2 separate regions of the Homo sapiens genome follow, and region 1 is linked to region 2. A link is a contact called in ENCODE Hi-C data. All regions are on one chromosome and are shown on one strand. The core of a region is the stretch at or near the end of the contact, and the rest is flanking DNA. Distances in the headings are between cores, read along the strand shown. Region 1 holds the start of ATP5MJ (ATP synthase membrane subunit j). Region 2 holds the start of CINP (cyclin dependent kinase 2 interacting protein).

Evidence for each region. Hi-C counts contacts between places; a loop is a spot of excess contacts on that map. Pooled maps may share reads with other maps.
Region 1: a map of CD8-positive, alpha-beta T cell shows a loop between it and region 2 (31-fold over the local background). The contact joins the promoter of ATP5MJ here to the promoter of CINP in region 2. A Hi-C loop is called at or near these places in 2 of 168 maps with a recorded cell type or tissue (CD8-positive, alpha-beta T cell and naive thymus-derived CD4-positive, alpha-beta T cell), 1 of 37 single-sample maps with no recorded cell type and 10 of 50 pooled maps.

What each region holds. Positions count from the first base shown.
Region 1 is chr14:103,920,279-103,923,026 of GRCh38, forward strand. It overlaps ATP5MJ (ATP synthase membrane subunit j), which reads right to left and starts at 1,251. Exons shown (of 4, transcript NM_004894.3): 1 at 1,192-1,251. RefSeq lists an enhancer at 906-1,581 and silencers at 1,216-1,388, 1,275-1,444.
Region 2 is chr14:102,361,177-102,364,187 of GRCh38, forward strand. CINP (cyclin dependent kinase 2 interacting protein) reads right to left here and starts at 1,714. Exons shown (of 5, transcript NM_032630.3): 1 at 1,669-1,714. The coding sequence starts at 1,675. It overlaps TECPR2 (tectonin beta-propeller repeat containing 2), which reads left to right and starts at 1,765. Exons shown (of 20, transcript NM_014844.5): 1 at 1,765-1,940. RefSeq lists silencers at 1,759-2,168, 2,209-2,298.

The DNA of each region.
Region 1 (2,748 bases), core at 1-2,500, 1.6 Mb after region 2:
CGTGCCACCACACTGGGCTAATTTTTTGTATTTTTGGTAAAGACGGGGTTTCACCGTGTTAGTCAGGATGGTCTCGATCTCTTGACCTCGTGATCCGCCCGCCTCGGCCTCCCAAAGTGCTGGGATTACAGGCGTGAGCCACCGCGCCCAGCTACATATTCCCAACACATAATAAAACGACAGCCCCTACTTTTTTTTTTTTTTTTTTTTTTAAGACGGAGTTTCACTCGGTCATCAGGCTGGAATGCAATGGCGCGATCTCGGCTCACTGCAACCTCCGCCTACCGAGTGCAAGCGATTCTCCTGCCTCAGCCTCCCGAGTAGCTGGGACTACAGGTGCCTGCCACCACACCCAGCTAATTTTTGTATTTTTAGTAGAGACGGCGTTTCACCATGTTGGTAAGGATGGTCTCGATCTCTTGACCTCGTGATCCGCCCGCCTCAGCCTCCCAAAGGGCTGGGATTACAGGCGTGAACCACCGCGCCCGGCCGGCCCCTTTCTTGAGTCCATTCTGCCCAGGCACATTTCCTAGCTGTGTGTGTCAGTTTTACAGCACCAGACCTTTTAAAAATCCATCTTATTCATAGGCCAAACGTGTGTCTACTGTATCCACTTAAGTCTGCAAAGTTTTGGCACATTACATTAAGGGCGAACTATTACCTGACACTGGAAATGGGAAATGTCTGACCCGCGAGTTCCATACAATTTCATTCAGCACCGTATGATCTCTTTTCAGCTTCCCTGTTGCCTCACCCAAGTTGTCATGTACAGCATAACGTGGAGGGCAGTGTGGCGCAAGGAAACTTGAGTTATAAAGGAGAGAAGGGACTGGATGTGGAGTCAGAGTTCTTGGCTTGGACTCTGGCTTCTCTAACTCTGCGTAGCCTCTGGGTTAGGCAGCTGAACCTCTCAAGGCCAAGGTACGCTCCCTGTCAAAACCGTGGGAGAATTCAGGTGCACTGAGCGCGTTAAGGCCAAGGAGGGAAACGCGGCGCAGGCCTAGGCGATGCTTCCCTCTGGCAACCGACCCTGGCCTACCTCCCTTCAGAGAAGGGAAAGCCGGGCAGAAAAGCAGGCGCGTGCCGGCGGAGGGGTGGAACCCCAAGATCAGCTGGGGCCAAGGCGGCTTCTCGCCCTCCCGCCCCCGCCGTCTCGCACCTCGGGAGCCAGGTCCAGGTCCCCGTACTCACCTTGGCGCAGGACAGACGGCTCAGAACGCACCACAAATCTGCAGCCAACTCGGAAAGGTCACCGAGCGCGCAGGCGCGCGCAGGGGATGCCGGGAAGGCGGAAGCAGCAGAGACGCCGCAAGGCCAGAGTGCCTCCCCAGCGGCGCCTCCGCACCACAGCGCCCCCGGCGGCCGCCTGGTGTCGCAGGCAAGAAGGGGCGGGGAGAGGGTGCGTTAGGGGTGTGCCCGCGTGTGTCACTGTGGGCTGGCTAATCCTCCACATCTTCCCACGACTGATGGGTTTCCTGGGACGCGGGACCTTCAACGCTGAAACTAGGAAAGTTCTAGACATACCGGGAGGGTTGGTTAACCTAAGAAAAGGGACCCTCTTTACTGTGACGTTAAAGACTAAGTCAAGTCTCCCATTTCAGTGGTGTGTCTTGTCCCTTTCTATTGTTAATTATTTAGCTCTGCATGTATAAAATATATATATTTGGAGACGGAGTCTCACTCTGTCGCCCACGCTGCAGTGCAGTGGCGCGATCTCGGCTCACTGCAACCTCCGCCTCCCGGGTTCAAGCGGTTCTCGTGCCTCAGCTTCCTGAATAGCTGGGATTACAGGCGCTGGTCACCAAGCCCAGCTAGTTTTTGTATTTTTAGCAAAGACGGGGTTTCACCATGTTGGCCAGGCTGGTCTTGAACTCCTGACCTCAGGTGATCCACCTGCCTCAGCCTCCCAAAGTGCTGGGATTACAGGCTTGAGCCACCGCGCCCGGCCTGCTCTGCATATTTTTATGTCTGTATTCTGTGCATATTCTTCTCAGCAGATAATATAAAACTTCCACAGGGGCTCCAGACACTGGGCTTAATAGTCTTAAAAATATATATATATATATATATTTTTTTTTTCAGAAATATTTTCCAGTAGAGAACTAGAAATCATAAAAGAAAAAAATTTAGCGAGCGGATCACCTGAGGTCAGGAGTTCAAGACCAGCCTGGCCGACATGGCGAAACCCCATCTCTACTAAAAATACAAAAATTAGCCGGGCTTGGTGGTGGGCGCCTGTAATCCCAACTGCTCAGGAAGCTGGGGCAGGAGAATCACTTGAACCCGGAGGGCAGGGGTTGCAGTGAGCCGAGATCTTTGCACTCCAGCCTGGGCGACAAGAGTGAAACGCCATCTCAAAAAAAAAAAAAAAAAAAAAAAAGCCAAATAAAAATTGGATGGAGGCTGGGCGCAGTGGCTCAGCACTTTGGGAGGCCTGTAATCTGTAATCTTAGCACTTTGGGAGGCCAAAGCAGGCAAACTGCTTGAGTTCAGGAGTTTGAGACCAGCCTGGCTAACATGGTGAAACCCCTTCTCTACTAAAAATACAAAAATTAGCTGGGTGTGGTGGTGGTGCGCACCTGTAATTCCAGGTACTTGGGAGGCTGAGGCAGGAGAATCGCTTGAACCCTGGAGGTGGAGGCTGCAGTGAGCTGAGATGGCGCCACTGTATTCCAGCTTGGGCGACAGAGCGAGACTCTGTCTCAAACAAACAAAACAAAAAATTGGATGGATTTGGCAGATTAGACA
Region 2 (3,011 bases), core at 464-2,963:
AGGTCAGTAGTATGTGCCCTAATTATGATAATGAGGTTGGTGAGTTCAAAAAACAGAAAACAAAACAAAACAAACAAGCAAACAAAAAAACCAGTGTGCTGGAATGAAATAGACAGAAAAGGACTAGTGCGTGAGTAGGTGATCAGACAACTAGAACCTAATAGGCCAAGATAAGAAGTTGGACCGAGGGCAGTGGCTCACGCCTGTAATCCCAGCACTTCAGGAGGCCAAGGCGGGCGGATCACGAGGTCAGGAGATCGAGACCATCCTGGCTAACACAGTGAAACCTCATCTCTACTAAAAAAATACAAAAAATCAGCCGGGCGTGGTGGCGGGCGCCTGTAGTCCCAGCTACTCAGGAGGCTGAGGCAGGAGAATGGCGTGAACCCGGGAGGCGGAACTTGCAGTGAGCCCAGATCGCGCCACTGCACTCCAGCCTGGGTGACAGAGCGAGACTCCGTCTCAAAAACAAAACAAAACAAAACAAAACAAAACAAAATAAAAAAATGAAGTTTGGACTTCTAAGTATTAGCTTGGTGCAAAAGTAACAGATTTTGCCATTACTTTTAACAGCCAAAATTGCCATTACTTTTGCACCAACCTAATACAATGGGGAGTGAGCAATGAGCTCTGGATAGGGCAGTGAAATTATCTGATTTAGGTTTTTAGAAAGTCATTTCCACAGAGAAGTATTCCTGGATCCCCCAGGTTGGGTTACGACTCACCACTAGATATGTGGTACACCCTATAATTCTGCTATCATGATATTCACCAGTGGAGTGTATTTGCTTGTTTAATGTCTATATTCCCTGCTAAACTGGAAATTCGACTAGGGTAGGAACTATGTCTCGTTCTCTTTCAAACCTTCCACACATAGGAGGCTTTGCATAAAATGAGGTAAATGGAGGAATAGCTCTTACCACCTGTTCTATAATTGTCTAAGGGTTTTCCCCCCAACAGGAGATTCTGAGGGCAGGATCACATCTGATTCATGGTCAGCCTGACTCATACGGGGCACATATTTAGGAACCAAAAACATAACTGACTTCAAGAAACTCAAGGGCTGGTAAAGACAGACCAGTCATCAGCGTCACAGGACAGGGTAGGGTGAGGGCACAGTGGCTAAGTTACTTATCCCCTCTGAGCCTCGATTCCCCATCTGCAAAATGGGGTTGACATTACTTCATGGGACCACTGTGAGGTTCAAATGAGATGATCCACTTAAAGTGCTTGGAGCAGTACTCAGCAAACTGAGCACTAGGCGAAAGCCAGCTTTCATTACAAGCAGAATGTTCTGACTGAGGGCAGTTCAGAGAGGAGTTTCTGGACGAGATGAGCATGCAAGGCTTGGTACCCAGTGAACTCTGTTAGTACTAATTTATAGTGACAATAATTACAATTTGGATGTCGGATCTGCTGACACTCATTTGCGTATATCGTCCCGTTCATCTGTCACTGCACATGTGAAAAAACGGAGGCTCGGCAAAACTGTCTCCCGAGCAGCTCGCAGAGGCTGCGAGGGGCCTGCGGGCTAGGCTGGGGTAAGACAGAGGACCTCCATTTAACCTCATGTAATCCGGGGAGCTCCTGAGCTTCTGGTCCAACCTGCGGCCTAAGCAGTAACATTCACAGCCACCCCACCCCGGGAAAGGAACCGATCTCACGCACCTTCCATAAGGTCCACAGATATCCGTAGAAGGAGACGCGAAGCCCCGCCCACCCCACCGGAAACGCATTTGCGTCACGTCCGCCCCGCCCGCTGCCACTTGTGGCTCTGCCGCTCTAGCCCCCGGCGGAGCCAGCTGCTGCTCTTCGGTGCTGGCCCCGGTGCCGGCCCCGTTGCCCAGGGAACAGGCTCCCGGCAGCCCCCGCGGCCCGGAGTCCATCCCGCCTCCTCCGGCCCGGCGGGGCCGACGAGTCCGGAGGGGCTGCCGCGGGAGGTGAGTCCGGCGACGCCGCAAGCGGCCCCGACGCCCCCGACGCCCCCGACGCCTGGCCCCGAGCCCCTCCTCGGCCTCCCCCGGGCCACTCTTCCCTTGCCTCAGCCCCGCAGGGTCTCCATGCCCGTCCGCCCCGTCTCCCTCGCCCGCGGTCTCGCCCGCGCGGAGTGGCGGACACTAAATGCCACAACACACGGAGCGCCTGGCTCGCCGCCCGCAGAATCCGGCGGTCCGCAGCGGGGAACAGGGGCCGCCCGCCCCTCCTCAGGCCTCCGCTGCGCGTCCCGCGCCCTCGGCCCCCGGCCCCACCCTGCATCCCGGCTGCCGGTCTGGCCGCGGGCTCTGCTCCTTCGCCTTAAGATTGACGTCGTGTTCTGTCCCCCACTCGCAGCCCGCGTCCCTTACATCCGCCCACCGGCGCCTGGCCCCAGGCCTTGACACTCATCCAGTTGGTGTTCAGTGTTCGATGAGTGGATAAGTGAATGACTCCTTTCCCAATCCTATTTGAAGGCATGGGAGGCAGAATAGGTAGTAAGTGTTAAAGGATGGGGTGTCCTGGAGTCAGAGCCGGGCAGGTCCCAGCGGCCCCTTCCTAGCTCTGTGCTGGGGCAAGTGCCCTACCTCACTCCGCTCCAGTTTCATCACCAGTGGAATGGAGATGAGAATAGTTTCTACCTCTGGCTTGGTAAGAGGATTAAATGGGTCAGTGCATGTAAAGTTAAGCACGGTGCCTGCCGCTGTACATTTCAGTAAAGGGGAGCCCCTGCTGTCATCTGTGCTAGCCTGCGTTCTCGCCCTCTAGTCCCTTCTGATATGTCTCTGACTTCTCATGACTTTAGTTTCTCCTTCTCTACCTCCATTTCTCTTCCCTGCACTTTTTTCTTCCTCTCTTATTGGGATTCAGGAATTTTATTCTGTTCTGTGACTTATGTTCCATGTGTTGGCAGAATGTGGGATACCAGCCTGGGTGCATCCTTTTCTCATCTATTGGAGTGACCAGTTGCACTTGTGGACTGCCTCCTTGCAGCCAAGGTCTTGTAGACAGAGTTCTGGGAAATCTCAAAACGCAAA